4 separate regions of the Homo sapiens genome follow, and regions 1, 2 and 4 are each linked to region 3. A link is a loop called in an ENCODE intact Hi-C map of the cell type or tissue named here. Cell type or tissue: PC-9. All regions are shown on one strand. Links, peaks and the distances in the headings refer to the core of each region. The heading gives the core; the rest is flanking DNA. Region 1 has its middle 24 kb from the start of BHLHE41. Region 2 overlaps BHLHE41 (basic helix-loop-helix family member e41). Region 3 holds the start of LOC105369704 (a long non-coding RNA gene). Region 4 has its middle 29 kb from the start of BHLHE41.

What was found. Peaks named below come from ENCODE experiments on the same cell type or tissue, not always from the same donor. Only the 100,000 strongest peaks of a DNase experiment are listed, where the experiment ranks them.
Region 1: a loop joins it to region 3, with 5 times the contacts of the local background. A loop is called at or near these places in 8 of 110 quality-filtered maps.
Region 2: it touches region 3 in a loop (5-fold over the local background); 43 of 110 quality-filtered maps call a loop at or near these places.
Region 4: it touches region 3 in a loop (6-fold over the local background); 6 of 110 quality-filtered maps call a loop at or near these places.

Annotation. Positions count from the first base shown.
Region 1 is chr12:26,099,202-26,103,753 of GRCh38, reverse strand. No RefSeq gene overlaps it. Among named protein-coding and RNA genes, the nearest start is that of BHLHE41, 24 kb to the left of the region's middle. In PC-9, for the core only: no CTCF peak of the experiment used is centred there; a DNase peak (open chromatin) is centred at 2,263; H3K4me3 peaks cover 1,487 bases; H3K27ac peaks cover 2,755 bases.
Region 2 is chr12:26,117,441-26,121,992 of GRCh38, reverse strand. BHLHE41 (basic helix-loop-helix family member e41) reads left to right here. Exons shown (of 5, transcript NM_030762.3): 5 at 1-1,963. It also overlaps a transcript of SSPN not described here. Among named protein-coding and RNA genes, the nearest start is that of BHLHE41, 5.3 kb to the left of the region's middle. In PC-9, for the core only: CTCF peaks have their summits at 2,170 and 2,384 (motif pointing left); a DNase peak (open chromatin) is centred at 2,372; H3K4me3 peaks cover 2,172 bases; H3K27ac peaks cover 3,548 bases.
Region 3 is chr12:26,272,688-26,277,239 of GRCh38, reverse strand. The region is part of intron 1 of LOC105369705 (a long non-coding RNA gene); the gene reads right to left. LOC105369704 (a long non-coding RNA gene) reads left to right here and starts at 1,185. Exons shown (of 2, transcript NR_188068.1): 1 at 1,185-1,381; 2 at 3,748-3,911. RefSeq lists enhancers at 2,003-2,052, 2,073-2,512. In PC-9, for the core only: a CTCF peak has its summit at 2,580 (motif pointing right); DNase peaks (open chromatin) are centred at 1,509 and 2,419; H3K4me3 peaks cover 919 bases; H3K27ac peaks cover 3,610 bases.
Region 4 is chr12:26,151,474-26,156,025 of GRCh38, reverse strand. It overlaps a transcript of SSPN not described here. Among named protein-coding and RNA genes, the nearest start is that of BHLHE41, 29 kb to the right of the region's middle. In PC-9, for the core only: a CTCF peak has its summit at 1,981; DNase peaks (open chromatin) are centred at 2,085, 2,425 and 3,325; H3K4me3 peaks cover 495 bases; H3K27ac peaks cover 2,151 bases.

The sequences.
Region 1 (4,552 bases), core at 398-4,397, 170 kb after region 3:
TGAATACTTCTGATGTATTTACATTTATTGTTCCTGTTCTTGAAATTGATGTAGGGTGGGCATTGGGTCCTGGCTAATTATTAATTTAAGTACCCCCAGTACCTACCACCGTGTCTAGCATCCAGTAAATATTTTTAAAATTAATTCACTCAACCATCCCCTCATAAAATGAACAGCCTTTCTACATTTTTTATGTCTCTAATATTGGAAATTGGTAACATTTGGTGGCATTGACCATTTATTATGTACCCGATAAAAGCATTCCATTATCCTTTAATTCATTGGTTGAAAATAGTTTGGAGGAAGTGTTAGCTCATGAGAATAATATACTCTTAATTTATTAAACATTTATAGTAAATTAACAGAAAAACTTAAACAAAATTTAAAAGTGAGCCCAAAGGGATGAATTGATGAAACATTTTATCATGTTTTATAACTGAAAATACAGTCTCCTAGATAGATACATTCAGTACCCTGTGGGTGAGGAGATGTGGTAAAATGGGTGTGAAGTAACTGATCTCAGTAACACTCCTCTTTCTTTAGTAACTGAGGCCTCCGTGTGACTGCAGACATCAACCGAGTGCTCATAGCTTCCTCGTGATGCCTGGCCAGTGTTATGATACTAGGCAACCCAGTGTCTCAGGACCAACAGCGGAATAAACTTTGGCAGAGATCTATACGAGTTATTTCCTTTCTTACACTGCACAATTTCCTAGACATTCAGCCACCCTCTCATCATCAGACCTGCTGAAATCCATAATAAGCAACAGGCTATTAGATAAAAATAGTGGAATAAAACTGCAAATAACATTCTCCCCAAAATGCAGAGATGTCTGTCCTCCGGGAATATTTTATTCAGCTCTGGCGGCTATAGCGAAATACCATAAACTGGATGGCTTAAACAACGAATACTTATTTTTCACAGTTCCAGAGTTTGGAAGTCCAAAATGAGAGTGTCAGCTGGCTGGGGTTCTTCGTGAAGGCCCTCTTCCAGTTGCAGACAGCTGACTTCTCACTGTATCCTCATATGGCAATAAGAGGGTTCACTAGCTCTCTGGGGCTTCTTATCAGAGCACGAATCCCATTCATGAGGGTTCTACCCTTATGACCTTATTAGCTCCCAAAGGACCCACGTCCAAATACCATCACATTGGGGATTTGATTTCAATATATGAATTTGGGGGTAGGGGGCACAAACATTCAGTCTATAACATAAAGGATGGAAGATTCTCATCCTGTGATCTCCTCTTTGGACCAGTAGTATTTGCTTATTAAACCTGGACGGATTTCCAAGTGCAGCTAAGTACACTTGACATGTTAATTTAAGGATATTGCTTAAATCCAATTGTGCTATCTCCAATATTCATCTTCAACAGAGAAGACATATCTAGGTTATACAAATCCTACATGTCATCTAGAGAAAGGTAATGTATCCAGAATGTACAAATTGCAAGTTATCATCAGATAATTGTCTGGGCAGACAAAGCAAAGGCAAAAAACAGCTAAGGTCCTGACCACAGAACTCTGCTCTCTTAAGCTTTGTGCTCAGCATAACTCACCCCATTCTGCTTGAGTGTTCCTCTTGTAAATTCTGCTTAGATTCAAAAGACCAGGGGTTCAAATCCTGGCTCTACCACCTAATTGCATAAACATGGGAAAACCACTTATACATCTTTTTGTCTGTTTCCTTATCTATAGAATGGGGATGGTGATAAGATAAGGTCCACCTTACAGCATGCTGGGGTTCTGAGCTCGTTGAATGTTAAAGTCCTAAACAAACATTAGTTGTAATTGGTTCCTAGAGGGCAATCTCATCGACAGCATGAAATCAGAAATGAGACAGCTTCGCTCATGAGTCTCACTCATCAGCTTTGTGACATTAAGCAACTTACTTCTCAAAATTTATGTTTCGTCATCTGTAAAGAGGATGATTTTAATGAGAGTAGCATCTCTGTAGGACAGTTACAAGCATTAAATGACATAATCTAAGACCTCCTGCATGTCTTTTTGGGGGAGTTCAGTGGTCATGCAATACACTATGGAGAGACTAGAAGGAAGGCAGACAGGTGCAGTTTCCATTTGGCATCATGGGTCAGCATGCCCCAGTGGCATCAGGGTTCTTTCTTTGGCTGCAGAGCTGCATTCCCATGCTATGCTAATAACCTCTGCAAAACACAGTCGACCTGATCTTCCTGCTCTTTCCAGATAATGTGACCAACCTTTAGCCACCACTTGCTCACTTACCCGATAGGTTGTAAAACCAGTTTTTTTGGCATCTTGCCACCTCATCAGTGCTCACCTGCATATTTTTTTTCTGGGTTAGAGGATCATGAGTTCTTGGGTTCGCTGTGGTCAGAGTCAATAGCTGTCTATCAGGAAGTTGCTTTATTAATGAGATAATTCAGAATTTCTTCCGGAACTTCAATCTGTTGCTGGGTAACAACCTGTACCTAAAATCTACACAGATCTTCAATTATCGCTTAGTTAGGAACATGCTAGGATTGCCCGGCTGTCAAACACTCTTAATTGCACTAGGACCGGTTAGTATCTCATGCATTTGGAGCACAAAAGCACTGAGCAAAGCATATGACTGTCTGGTCAAGTCAAGCCCGCCGTTCCAACATTAGGCAATTGTTTCCATGAACAGTTTTCACGCTTCTGATATGGAAAAGAGATATGATCATGGCTATTATTTGCTTTGTGTTTCTAATATGCTGAGCAGTGTTTTAAGCATATAACAACTGCTAATTCATTTAATTTATGAGGTAAATGTTATCATATAAAGAAACCTATGTGCTCAGAGGTTAAGCAACATGCTCCTAGTCATACAGCCACCCTTCACTAGGCTATTTTGCCTACTGTTATTTCAAAAGCTGGGGACAGGGGAAATAACATTAATTTGTTTCTCATAATGGCAGAAGACCGTTTCTTTCTGTTACTAAATTTACTATGAAGAATTTCATTGCAAATAGTTATGCAAGAGACCTTTTACAGCTATACTAATTTAACAGTGATGTAATCTTGATTCTAAAAAATATATATTTGGGTCAGAAAGAGTCTCACCATTTCCTTTATTGTATTTTCCCCCAATATGAAAATTGTTTTGTAAAGTTTTAGCATTTTTTCCCTTTCATATCTACTCTGATTGGCTTTCGGGACCAATACGAGTTACAAATTAGATGCTTCCAAAATATCTAGTTGAACATTTCACTCAGTCAATTGTTTTGTTGCCTAATGTAATATCCATTTGTTCCCCCAGAGAGAGATTTTCTTCAGTGTAGCAATGATTTTGGTGCTTTTCAGACACGATCAATTTAATAGCAAAATGCCTTACACCTCACAGGTACATAGTAATACTTAACAAATGAAATAATGAATGAGTTAATATGAACTTTTGACAATCCTATATTTATATCCACATCACATAGGAATGCTCAGCTTACAACTGTCTTTTAAAGAACATTATTAATCAGAATAAAACTTACTTCATGGGCCTAGCTACTAATAATTTCTTATTACTGACCATTTCCTTCTTTTAAGTGGTAGGATGGATAGGAAAGAGGGAGGAATAGTGAGGAATTCACAAATGAAAGAGAGACCCTTAGAATCTTGGTTCTCAAGCTTATGAGAACTAAAGGTCCCCTTTTATAACAAATATTTTCTTATGCTCCTTTACTAGCTTAAAATGAAATTTATAGAAAATATAGTCTGTAATGCACATTAATTTTAAAAAATATAACTATCATATATCAATAATATTATTAAAATAATGTAATGCCTTAACTTTGATATAAAGGAGAAATAAAAGAAATTATATATATAATTATATATAATAATATATAAATATATATATATTTAAGTATGGAAAGGCACAGATGGTAGCTATGCTACAAAATGTAATGAAGTAGTCAGGTGCTTATACTGTTAATATATTGATGCCAATATATTACCTTCAAGTTGACTCTTCTTTTCATATTTGACATTTTGAATAAAGAATAAAAAGTATATTTAAATGTATACTTAGAACCACCTTGAATCAAGAGCTACAAACACAGATTGTTATCAGTTTATTCTATTGGTGACTCAGTTCCAGAAGTTAAGATGCTCCTGTGAAATGAACTTCAAAGATGGTTAACAAACCTGGGTAAAGTTCTGAGTTAAATAAAGCATAATCTCTCCTCAACTCAACTGGTAGTTGTATTCTTGGAACACTCAATTTTATTAAAATGATGCTAGGGCTGTGAATGGTGGCCTGCATCTGTAATTCCAGCACTTTGGGAGGCTGAGGTGGGAGATTGCTTAAGCCCAGGAGATCAAGGCTGCAGTGTGCCATGATCTTGCCACTGCACTCCAGCCTGGGCATGAGATCTTGTCTCTAAAAACAAAAAGAGAGGAAAAAAAACCATGCTAAAAACAATTTATGCTTATATGTAAAACAGATAGGGCATTAAACATTGTGAGAGATAGGACAATAATTTTTCATTGTCAAGGGTTGACCTATGCTCTGTAATATGTTTAACATCCCTGGCTCTCTCACGCATATTTTTAAAAA
Region 2 (4,552 bases), core at 174-4,173, 160 kb after region 3:
GTGAGAAGTTAAAATACCCTTAAGGTCTTTAAGGGAGGAAGTGTAATAGATGCACGACAGGCATAAACAAGAACAACAAAACAGGTGTTATGTGTACATTCGGAGTTCCTGTTTTGCTCATCCCGCACCACCCCACCCTCCACACACTAACATCCCTTTCTTCCCCCCACCAGCTGTAAAAGATCCTATGCGAAAGACACTGGCTCTTTTTTTTAATCCCCCAAATAAATTTTGCCCCCTTTTAGGCCATGTTCCATTATCTCTTAAAATTGGAACCTAATTCGAGAGGAAGTAAGAAGGGTCTGTTCTGTGGCTGAGCTAGGTGAACCCCGGGGTAGGGGAAAGATGTTAACACCTTTGACGTCTTTGGAGTTGACATGGAACAGCAGGTAGTTGTTATGTAGAGCTAGTTCTCAAAGCTGCCCTGCCTGTTTTAGGAGGCGTTCCACAAACAGATTGAGGCTCTTTTAGAATTGAATTTACTCTTCAGTATTTTCTAATGTTCAGCTTTCTAAAAGGCATATATTTTTCAAAGAAGTGAGGATGCAGTTTCTCACGTTGCAACCTATTCTGAAGTGGTTTAAATGGTATCTCTTAGTAACTTGCACTCGTTAAAGAAACACGGAGCTGGGCCATCGTCAGAACTAAGTCAGGGAAGGAGATGGATGAGAAGGCCAGAATCATTCCTAGTACATTTGCTAACACTTTATTGAGAAATTGACCATGAATTAATGGACTCATCTTAATTTCTTCTAAGTCCATATATAGATAGATATCTATCTGTACAGATTTCTATTTATCCATAGATAGGTATCTATACATACACATCTCAAGTGCATCTATTCCCACTCTCATTAATCCATCATGTTCCTAAATTTTTGTAATCTTACTGTAAAAAAAAGTGCACTGAACTTCAAAACAAAACAAAAAACAACAACAACAAAAAACAAGTCCAAACTGATATATCCTATATTCTGTTAAAATTCAAAAGTGAACGAAAGCATTTAACTGGCCAGTTTTGATTGCAAATGCTGTAAAGATATAGAATGAAGTCCTGTGAGGCCTTCCTATCTCCAAGTCTATGTATTTTCTGGAGACCAAACCAGATACCAGATAATCACAAAGAAAGCTTTTTTAATAAGGCTTAAACCAAGACCTTGTCTAGATATTTTTAGTTTGTTGCCAAGGTAGCACTGTGAGAAATCTCACTTGGATGTTATGTAAGGGGTGAGACACAACAGTCTGACTATGAGTGAGGAAAATATCTGGGTCTTTTCGTCAGTTTGGTGCATTTGCTGCTGCTGTTGCTACTGTTTGCCTCAAACGCTGTGTTTAAACAACGTTAAACTCTTAGCCTACAAGGTGGCTCTTATGTACATAGTTGTTAATACATCCAATTAATGATGTCTGACATGCTATTTTTGTAGGGAGAAAATATGTGCTAATGATATTTTGAGTTAAAATATCTTTTGGGGAGGATTTGCTGAAAAGTTGCACTTTTGTTACAATGCTTATGCTTGGTACAAGCTTATGCTGTCTTAAATTATTTTAAAAAAATAAATACTGTCTGTGAGAAACCAGCTGGTTTAGAAAAGTTTAGTATGTGACGATAAACTAGAAATTACCTTTATATTCTAGTATTTTCAGCACTCCATAAATTCTATTACCTAAATATTGCCACACTATTTTGTGATTTAAAAATTCTTACTAAGGAATAAAAACTTTAATATACGATATGATATTGTCTAATAATTAAAAAAGACATAATGGATGCTCAATTAGTTTTAAGATATCTATAACTATAGGGATACAAATCACTACAGTTCTCAGATTTACAGCTTTTTTTTGTCATTGGCTTGATGTCACACATTTCCAATCTCTTGCAAGCCTCCAGGCTCTGGCTTTGTCTACCTGCTCGTTCCCAATGTATCTTAATGAAAAGTGCAAAAGAAAAACCTACCAATTAACTTGTGTGGTTTGTTTATGTTAGACCCAATTTTCTATTGTTTTAATGATTGACAAGTTTTTCAGTTTTCGTCTGTGACATCACATAGCCTCTCTAGTATGGTCAGGTGTTCCTCTTTCACTGGGTCTTGTATAAATAGATGATCACAAAGGGGTGCTTAATATGAGAGTGTTTTGGCTTCTTTTTATAAAATAATTCTGTCATGGGACTTTATCATGGAATTCCAGGATCAGAAATAATTTCTAGACTTTTCTCAAATTTCCATTCAAATCTGTGATATGATACAAACAGTGAAGGATTGTCAGCTTTTAGTTTCAGGAATGTTCTTCACAAACCCCTTGATTTTTGAAAATGTTTAAATGAGAGTCAGATTGTATAAGATGTAGAAAAAGTGCTCCCTCTGCTGACTTTATGGCAACTGAACTGCAAGTCATAACAGTATGAAGCCAGAAGGAGCCACAGCTCATCCAGTCCCCTGCATTTCGTGATAGGAAAAAAAGAAAGGAAGCCCAGAGATATTAAGTATCTTCCCAAGGTCACAGAGCTACCTAGAGTCAGCACTAGCACTAGTGGCCAGCTCTATTATATCCCTCAGTCACTCAACTACTTCCCATTGCAGTATCTTGGACCAAGTAAGCTGAACTTGATTGAGCAGCCCCCATGAAGCTTCGTAACAAACCATAGAACAAAGGAAATTGAAATCAACACTAGAAAACTATGTAGGATTTTTCAGCATTGTTAATTTATTGAACTTTAGAAAAATTATCTGAATCAGAATAATGGGAAAAACAGCATTTCAAATATTTTGAGCTATATTTTGATGCCACTACTGTAGTAATATTAGTTTCATAACCAAAAAGGATTAAAAGTGAATCAGAGGATAATACAGTGTTTTTAGCATGTGTATAATTTTGGTATAATGAGATAAAAAAATCTTCAGAGTTGGGCCAGATTTTACAAGTCAGTTATTTAGTCCAAGTGCCCATATGGTAACATGGTAAGATAAAGTTAGAACAGAAATGCAAAAATAATATTGTCTATATTGTATCTGAAAATCTGAAAAAACTTTATTTTAGTCATTGATTTATTTTAATGAATTAAAAGGCTGAAGTCATAATTCACTAAAGAGGCTTCTATACTTGTAGTGGTGAAATTTCAGCTAAAATGATTTTCCAACTTCAGGCAAATATGAATCTTGAGTCAATGTTTTTATGAGTATAGTATTATACTCATAAAAATTTAATTTTACATACATATATTTTACATAATCTTTAAAAAGATTAATTTTATATAACACATTTCTTAGCAAACTTTATATTGAATTGAAAAAAAATGGCCCTTCCCTCCCCTCCAAAGAGCTAACCTTAAGCACGTTTTCAAGGCACTAGAAACAACACTTTAATAGCTATGTAAAATTTGGAGTTTTAGTTCCTATCATTGTGAAACTATTTTTCATTTAGTTCCCTGTTTCTGGCCATCCAGGCGATGACTTTGGTTATTGCCCACCACCCGAGATTTGTTCAAAAGTTATGTAAAAGGAGGCTCAGCCTACTCCTTTCTATGTCACAGGTCAATTCTTAACCTTTCCATGGAAAGTGATTGCCAGTGGAGCCTCTGGAGAGACATGGCTGGGCAAACACACGAAGGACTTTTACATTAGCTAGAAATGAACAGAGCTCTCATGAATGACTTAAGACCATTATATTGCCAAAAGCTGGCTGTACTGTTGTGATCATGGTATTTTACTTCAGGTAGCAACCTGATATTTTTCATTAAACAAAAATTCTTAACCTATTGGACCCTCAGCTCAATATATTTAGACCCACCCATTGTTCTCACTGTTATTTTAAACAAGTTCAAGATGGATTTACAGTGCATGCTAAAGTCCCATGGAAGTTCTAGTTTTTCATAGAAGAATTTAAGTAAGGGATTGACGTGGGAAATTATCACATATTTTGTGTGATTAAGATGGGATTTATACTAGAAAACATGCGCAGCATGTACTTTAAAAATATGCTATTCTAGGAGTTGTACGTTTGTCTTAAAATCGGGTTTCTTATGCTCGTTCAGAGATTCCATATTGAAAACTCCAAACAAATATAAAACCACCTTTTTTAAATGTTGATATTTTAAAATTCTAAATTCAGTGATGCCTAGTTTGTCCGACAGGAGGGACAGTCAGTGGTTTAGAAAACTAAAACTTCTATGTTCAAATGCCAGTGCTGTTTTTCATTTTTGAATTTTTAGTGGAAAGCATACTAAAATGTATTACACATATCCTCTAAATGTCTTAACCTGGACATACTTAACCTTTCTCAATAATTCAGGGTCATCATTGTAAACATCATTTTTGCACTATGCATGACATCTGGGAGTAATTGCACCTGCACCAAATTTTTTTTTGAGTTCTACCTGCTTTTTATAGGGTTTTTCAGTCTCTTTACGCACAGCTAGCCTGTCAGCTGTCACTTCTTGAAGCCTCAGAGTGCTTCCTCCATCTCTTATCTAATTTGCTACCTCTGACTTACTGTGGGCTGGGAAACCATTTAAACACTACCACGCCCATTTGAAATGTGCTAAAATTAG
Region 3 (4,552 bases), core at 344-4,343:
TTCAAGGCTACAGTGAGCTATGATCATGCCAGTGCACTCCAGCCTGGGTGACAGAATGAGACCCTGTCTCTAAATAGATAAATAAATAAATAAAAATAAAAAAGATAGAGATAATAATATTAAGCCAACAAGGTTGTTGTAAGGATAAAACTGAGTTAATATGTAAAGTCCTTTAGTGCTGTGCTCAACACACAAGAAGTGCTCCTCCCTACATGTGGACACTACATGGGATGATATGATGATGATGATGATGATGATGACGATGACGATGTCAGCCATGTGGCTGCCCCTCATCTTATAGCACTTATCTTGTCCATCTGGTGCTAAAGAGCCAGTCTCAGAGGAGGTATGTCATCTGCTTCCTATGGTCAGCTGAGTTGAACAAAATACCATGAAGTGATTCAAGCCAGGAAGTCAATCAATATAACTCAAGCTGAAAGAGCCCTTCTTTAAAGAATCTAAAGAATTGCCTCATCTTTCCTCCTTCCTTTTCTCAACCAAACAACAAAATGTTTTGCCTTAAGAATTAGATGCCTTAAGGATTTTGTTTTAAATTAGAATTTTATGAATGTCCTTCCTCTCTGAAATTTTATATTATAAATATGTGTAGAAATACTCTAAAGGGATGTCTGTGATCTGGGTGTTGGGATTTCATCTTGCTACATGGGATAATGAAATACGGAACTTATTTGAGCAGAGATTCAGGTCTATTGAGAATTATAACCAAAGTACCGCTTATTGAGCACTTTCTAAGCTAAACGACTTTATATACTTTATCGAATCCTTACTATAAATTTATATTTTCTCCATTTTGCAAATGAAAATTCTAAAGAAAAATTTTACTAGTTGTAAAAAGGCCATATCTGCTTGGCCATAAGACCTGTTTATGCTATTCTGTCTCACTAACAAATTTTTAGATAGAAGTCACTAGAGATGAACATTAGGCTAACCTTAAAAGATAATGATGGAGAAAAAGAAAAACACTCAAAATGCTTTACAAGTTTTACTTTAGTCTTCACAACCACCCTACGAGGTAGCAGCTTTTGTTGCCTTCATTTTACAGATGAGGGATCCAAGCAGAGAAATCAGTTGTGTGCCAGACTCACATAGCTGGTGGCCCGTAGCAGAGCTGGGATTCAAACCCAGGCAGTTTGACCTTGAGCTTTGTGTTATGCTGTCATAGGCAGGGGTCAGTCTCCTGAAGCCTTGCACAGGGAAGGAAATGTTCCCTTCCTTGTGCATTAGGCAAGCTGCCCTGAACTTCCTGCAGCACCCACCATAGAATAACCCACCAACTCCATAGGAAACCTCGCTTATGCACCCAGATCTGGTCTGTGATTTGCTACAGAAAGACAAGAAATGGCCTGTGGCTTCTTGCTAGGTATGTTGAAAAGCATGGTGGGGTGGGAGTGCAAGCCATGATTAATTGTTTGCTGATGTGGAAAGTCTATAAAGTTTGAACCACATTTCTCAGAAACATGAAGAGGAACAAATAATTTCTGGTCCATTAAGCCTTTTCTTACAGGGCTTCATATTGTTTTCTCAGGGGTTTTGTTTGTTTGTTTGACCTCAGAATGTGAGCAATAATGTGTCTTTTTTTTCCCTTTCTGGCTAAAACCAAACCTTTTGACTTCTCAGTTGATATAAACGTGCCCTTTCTCCCGCCCCTCAGACTTGTTCTTTCTTTTTTTTTTTTTTTAAGATGGAGTCTCACCCTGTCACCCAGGCTGGAGTGCAATGGCGCAATCTTGACTCACTGCAACCTCCGCCTCCTGGGTTCAAGTGATTCTCCTGCCTCAGCCTACGGAGTAGCTGGGATTATAGGCGCTCGCCACCATGCCTGGCTAATTTTTTTGTATCTTTAGTAGAGATGGTGTTTCACCATGTTGGCCAGTCTGGTCTCAAACTCCTGACCTCGTGATCCGCCCGCCTCAGCCTCCCAAAATGCTGGGATTACAGCAGGGCCACCGTGTACGGCTGACTTGTTTCATTTCTTAGAGCTAAAATGAGGTTTGGAGAAAGCTCTGTTCATTTTGAAGCCTCAGTCTTCACCCCAACACTCCTGGATCCTGGCTGGAGGAGCTGTGATTACCCGAGATAGGAAAACCCTGGCAGCTCAGCTACAGGCCTAAATAAACAGTGAATCTTCTTGCAAGCAGCCCATCTGGGCTTCAAATGCCCCCAGAGTCTCCTTCAGCCTGGTGCGTGGGCTCTGTGGGGCCTGCATTTCAGAGCCTCCTGTGGTGCTTCCCCTTCCAGGGCAGGCCCCACTGGGCACTGACTCAGGGCTTATCATTCTTTACTAGAAGTTCCGGATGAAGCAATGCAGGGGAGAGAGTCACTGTTTCTGCTCCCTAACTCTGACCATGACTCATTATTCAGCAAACACAAAACGGTTCCACATCCTCCTCCCGAGAAGGAGGCGCAGAGCCCATTACATAAGCAGCAGTCTACAGCTGCTCTTGGGTAATTGAAAGTGAAGCCCTCAACTGGAGGTCCTGCTGGGATGGCATGACTCCCTCCTCACCCCTTGATACCAATCTTTATGAGCAGAGAAACCCTCTCCAGGAGAGGGCCCCCAAAGCCAGGGGGTTTGTTTTTTGCACAGTAGGCCTCATGTTTGGAATAGCTTGTATTTTCTGCCTTGTTAAAACCTGGCCCTTCCGTAGTGTCTCTGATCTTATCTCCTGATGAGCCAGAGCTGAGCTGCGGGAGGCAGAATCTGCCCAGCGTGCTGAGCAGAGGAGGAAACGTGGCCTGGGGTTTCTGTGCCCAGGGACCCACCCAAGAAGGACCACCCAGGAACGATCATCTTAGGGAGAGGATTCACAAGAGCTGCTTTTGTTTAATAAGCTCAGCACTGCAATCATAGAAAATAGAGTTGAATTGCAAAGCCCAGAGTAAAGGGGATGGTTGTTGATCTGGTTCAGGGGTAGGAAAAGTAACTTTAAATTGATCTGAAAAAAAAAAACAGAGGGGTTAAAAGAGATCATCTCTGGGCTCAGTAATCCTGTCTTCTTTCCCAGCCTGCACTACCAGGCAATTACTTTTCAGGAGTGGTGGGAAGCCAAACAAATTCTGAACATCCTTATCTGGAACCTGTTTCATGCAGAGAAGGCCTGCTTGTAAACACAACAGGACGTACAAGCTGATGAGGAGAAGGCTATCTTTTTGAACGTTGCCCCTGGGGGACTGGGAGGTCTGCTAGCCCTGGCTCCTCGGGCAAGACCACAACCCTCTAACTGGGCCTCACTTTCTGCTTTGGCTGAGCTGGGAACGGCCAGCAAGGGAGGAGTCGCGGGTGAGGGAGCACATTGGCCTCCACCTTGGCAATGCTGCTGTCCCCAAGGGAAATGTTCCAGGGAATGTCCTCAGCACCACAGAGAACTGAAATCCTGGAGAAAACTGGCCTAAGGAGCTCAGAAAGGCCAATAAAACTGGGGCATTTGGGGAAGAAGAGGAAATGGAATGGCATTATTGGATGATTTAAATGTGGTGTGTTGCTATGGTTCCCAGCCTTCTTGAAAGTCACAGACATGGTGTATGGGCTGAATTGTGTCTTCCCAAAACTCACATGTTGAGTACAGTACTACAAAATATATTTGAAGAGATTTGAGTTACAGCACTACACATTTGAGTTACAGTACTACAAAATGTATTTGAAGACGGAGCCTTTGAAGGGGTAATTGAGTTAAAATGAGGTCATAAGGTGGTCCCTAATCCAAGGCGATTGGTGTCCTTATAAAGAGAGAAGATACCATAGAAGGAAGACCCTGCGAAGATAAAGGGAAGAGACAACCATCTGCAAGCAGAGGAGAGAGGCTTCAAAAGAAACCAACTCTGCCAGCACCTTGATCTTGGACTTCTAACATCTAGAACCATGAGAAAATAAATTTCTGCTGTTTAAGCCACCCAGTCTATTGTATTAATACTTTGTTACGGCAGTCCAAGTTGAGTAATGTACAAGGTGACCCTGCAATTCCCTAGATTTGGAGTGCTTGGCTTTTGTTTGTAGCTCAAAGCCTGTCTCTTTTACAGGTAGCTCTCAGAAGACAAGTGAGGGGACACGCAGAAAGGGAGGTCCTTCTTCCCCCACTACAATCCCTGAGCATGGATGGAGATGGGAGGGCTGGGATCCTCAGTTCTGTGAGAAAAATACAAAGGACCATAAGCCCTGGTGAGAAGGGAGAGTCTCCCTGAGGCACTAGTAAGGAAGTGACCTGGACCTGGACCTCCCACTCCAGGACATTTTAACCAGCCCTGTGTCAACAGAGCATGCGCAACCCAGAGGACATTTTCTTTGAGCCCCACTTTACAGTCTCATTTACCTGGAGCCTGGCTGGGCTCCATCAGCCCCCATTCAGTTAAGAAACTGCCAAAGGAGCAGTTTATCCATATGCCTGCAGGATATTAAGGGAAATGAATTTTGTGTTCTGGCTGAGAGGGCCTCAGTGGACACTTCCAAAAGGAACCCTGATTCACAGTATTTGATACTTGGTTATTGGCTTTGGTAGAGCTTGGTTTTGTGTTCTGTCTTCTGAGAGGCAGGTAC
Region 4 (4,552 bases), core at 348-4,347, 120 kb after region 3:
AACTTTTCTTTCTCAATCCCCTCCCAATCTTCTTCATCATCTTTTCTCAGCCCTTTGAGCAAGCACTTCAGCTGAATGGTTACACACAGGAGCTTTTGTCTGAGAGAGGTGAGATTCAGAACTCAGATCCTCTACCTGCCAGCTCTATCACAAGGAAACTTCTGACTTGCCCTGTTCACTGGGGCTAACAACAGGGCTCACCGCACAGGTTGCTGTGGTAACAATGCAATGGTACCTGGGAAAAGCTTAGCAAAGTGGGCTTCATGTGCAATAAGTGGCCATTAATGTTAGCTCTATTTTTTGTCCCCCTGATTCATTATTAAATCTTGCTCTTTCCTTCACATTTATCATGAATGATTTGCCTTCATGTTCTTCTAACTTCAAATTTCCTCTTTCAGATTAACTCTTCCTCTTTCCGCCAAATTACTCTCTGGCCTACACACATATTAACAAAACCAACCAGTGGTCATCAGTCTATTACTGAGGTGCCTAAAGACTCTTTTTTAAATGTTAATATACCTATTGCTTTTGAGGCTTTCAGGTTGTGTGCCATTACCATTTAAGGGTAACGTGAGGGTCACTTTTATGTTGTTGAAGGTTTGATGATCTTTCGCTCTTTTCCTCTGTCCACAACACCATCCCCTTCCATTTTCAGATACGTGCTCCCATCTTTGTCATCTGCGGCCCTCCTTTCTGTGTTGGTAATTGTTTCTTCTTTAATTTTCACCCTCTCATCTTCTAATTCACCTTTCCCTGATTAGTCTGGACAAGTAACTTTAACTTGTGATTCACTATTATTTCATTTACCCAATTTAAGAAGAAAGAGGTGTTACCCAATGGCCTTTCTGTATACCACGAATACACTAGTTGTAACTTTAAAAGCAGCCAACTGACAAGTTCTTCTCATTTGATATTCATAGAACATGGTTTTGCTTTTTTTCCCCTAAAAAGTCGATATTCAATAAAGAATAGATGTCCTCTAGTAGTCTGATAGAGATCTAGATATCACTCCTAATACAGTTTCCCATTATAAAAATTAATCTATCCTGAGCTCCACAGATTGTTTTCTCTGTCATTACACTGTCATGCCCAGCTTCCTCACCATACACTACCATCACCATCCCTCAAACCCTGGGCCCAAACCCCACTACTTTCTCATATAATTCTGGTCCAGGATCTGATGTGGCACCATGTTACTGGGCCCAATTCTACTCTGCCCTAGACCTCTCTGCCCCTTAATCTGCATTCTGATCATACACAAACAGAAAACACTCCAGAAGATTCATATTAACAATAATCGAATGTACAGTAGATACTGGGTTCTCAGCTGAAATGTTTACCTACTTATCTCAGTTAATCTTTATAGGTACCATTTTATTCCCATTTTATAAATTAGAAAGGTTAAGTAACTTCCCCAAAGTCCCTTAATTAGTCATTCCCTAAGTCATTTAACTAGTGCCAGAACCTGAAGCCACATTTGTCTGATTCCAAAGCCTGTCTCCTTTCTGCTTAGTGCCCCTTAAGAGGAATTGGTGAAGGAGGCAGGGAGGATCCCCCTGAAACTCTACAGAGTTTCACCAAGGCCCTGCTGCTAAGATTTCAGGTGTCATACTCTAATGCAGTGTTGATCTGAACATGGAAATCTATCTTGCATCTATAGGTTGTTGCTCAGTGCAAGGCTCTGAGCTAGGTACTCTGTGCAATGGTGAATAACACACATGGTCTGTCCTCAAAAAGCTCACTGTAGAGTAAAGCAGCTTGGTATTCCAGATCAACCGAGGGTGAGTTACAGAAAATCTTCATGAACCCTGTCATCTTTTGACATATCAGGGACCTAAATGAAAAGTGAAAAATATAGAAATGGGCCTTTTCATAGTACCTTTTTGAGCAACTGCTCGGGTTCAAGAGAAATATGCCCAAGATAAGGTTTTTGCCATAGGTTTTTTTGCACATATCTGCTCTAAATGTAACCACTACAAAAGCAAAGGATGAAAGTCTTTCTGAGGCTACTCCAAGTTTTTCCACAAGGGGTACCCCATGACTGAGTTCTTTCATTGAGCAGAACAAATGTTCAGAGGCACTGGACTTCCTTGCCTTTGGCTGCTTCAGGAATCGTAGCTCATAGTTCTGTTTCTGGGCTCATCCATCAGGAGGGACCATAAGGTACTAGTTCTCCCAACTTAGACTTTACTATGAGAGCTAAGCACACCCACAATATTCCTGATGATTGGGACCACTGGGATATCAGCTACTCAGCACTCAAGAAGGACCAGAACCCAGAATTCGTGGAAGACCTTGCAGACATGCAACAAGAGTCCAGAAGTTCCACCACCTACAAAAACGGTTGTGCCCTTCCAACCACACTGACTGCAAGCCTCTGTAATCACATTTTCTAAAAATAAACCAAGGCTCAGAATGGTGTCACCGCCAGTTCTTCTGTTTATTCATTATTCATTTATGCACACATTCATTCAAAAAATATTTAAGTACTTAGTGTGTGGCAGGCACTATTCTAGGTGATGGAACACAGCAGGGCATGAGTCATTCAAGGTCACTGCTCTCATGGAGCTCAAATTCCAGGAGAGGAGAAAGGAAATAAGAAAACAAATAGATAAAATACTCTTAGACAGTGATAGGTACTTTGAATACTCCAATAATAATGAAGATTATAATAATACTTCAATAAAAATGATGATGATAATATTAGCAGCGAAACTTACATAGATAGTGCTTAATAAGATCCAAGTAGGGTTCAAAGTGCTTTACATATATTAACTCGTTTGATCCTCACAACCCTATGAGAAATGTGTACTACAGCACTTCCATTTAACAAATGAGAAAACTGAGGTTTAGAGGCTAAGTAATTTGCCTGAGTTTCTGAGAACAAGGGAATATGACGGAGAGTGGTGATATGGGCAATGGGGCTTACTTTAGATAAAACAGGACAGACTTCTTTTAGGGGATGATACTTCAGCTAGAACCTGAACAATGAGAAGGAGCCAGCCTTGGAATGCTGTGGGGGAAGAGCACTCCTGGCAGAGGGAACAAGTGCTACGGCCCAGAGGCAGCTACACAACAGGTGTGTTTTAGGAAAATAAAGATGGCCAGCATGGCTGGAATGAAGTGCTAAGTCAGACAATGGCAAGATGAAGTTGGAAGGGAGGCTGCAGCCAGATAAGATAGGCCCTTACTGGGCATGGTAAGAGCTTGAGTCTTCTTCTAGGAACAACAGGAAGACGTTGAAGGGTTTAAGATGGGAAGTGATATGGTACATACATTTTAAAAATATGACTGCCTCCTGTGTGGAGAGTGGACTATGAGACACAGATAAGGAATGAACCAGGGAGAACAACTAGAGGCTATTGCAGGGATACAGGTGAGCAGTGAGGGTGATGAGAACAATTGTTGCAGTAGGGAAGTGGTCAAGATATGTTTTGGAGGTAGAGTCTGCATGATTGGCTGTTGGATTAAAATACAGTGATAAGGGAAAGAGAGATGGCATTTATAATTACTATGGTTTTACCCTGACATAGTGACTTCTAAGAGCCAGTTCTTAAATTTTCAGGAATTTTGCAAGACAGTTGCTAAACATAGCCATTATTAAAAATTAAATGTTATAAATTTATAATTAAATAAATTATATTAGGCAAAAGTAACGCATGCCTAAAACTTATCACTTCCTAATTGTTTTACTTATACTACATTTTTATTGTTATCTATGATCTTGAGGTTATTGATGGTTACATATCTGTTTGGTGGAAATATTACATAATGGTAAGCTGCTGCATATCTTTCCTGCAAGCAGTGGCCTCACATCGGTTGCTTTAAATTAGCCACGGTGGGAGTATTTACACCATGGAAAAGAGCAAATGTGACAGATCAGGGCTTCTTCACTTACTGTTTTGTTGATTGCCTAGAATGAAGAAAATGATGAGGGAAATGTCAATAATGCAGATTAGACTTAAAAGTGTATTGTCTTTGTAGTCACTGAATTATGAATAGCACAAAATATTGAGAAATTCTTCTTTCAGGATTCAAAAGTATTATCTGGTGTGACATCTCTTTCCCCTCCTTCTCTCTTTCAATCTAGGGACTAAGCATTATCCAAAAGCAATGGTTAAATTACCGCATTGGATGAGAAAAATTCTAGTTGCTTTGTTTTGTTTTTATTTTCTACCACGCAGGGGCACATGAGGAAGATTAGACCAGGTATGGACAAAATTTTAAGATATATTTTTTTTCTCCACATGTGGCATAGTGTGTTAGTAAATTCTGCAGCCCTGTTACAAAAAATTTGTACTAGATCCTCCTGGACCACGGTAACCTTTATGCATGCTGAGGGTCAGGTCTTGTCATGCATAGGTAAATTAGATCCTCTGCATGAGCTAAACTGCAAGCTCCATGGGGGCAGGGAGCTTTGTCTGTTTGTTCACTGATTTACTCCCAAGAACTCTGAATAGTGCCTGACACACACTAGGTATTTAGTGTTGAATGAATAAATGATTTGTTTTTCATTGCAATAGCAAAAAATGTATGTGAAAGGGTGCCTCAG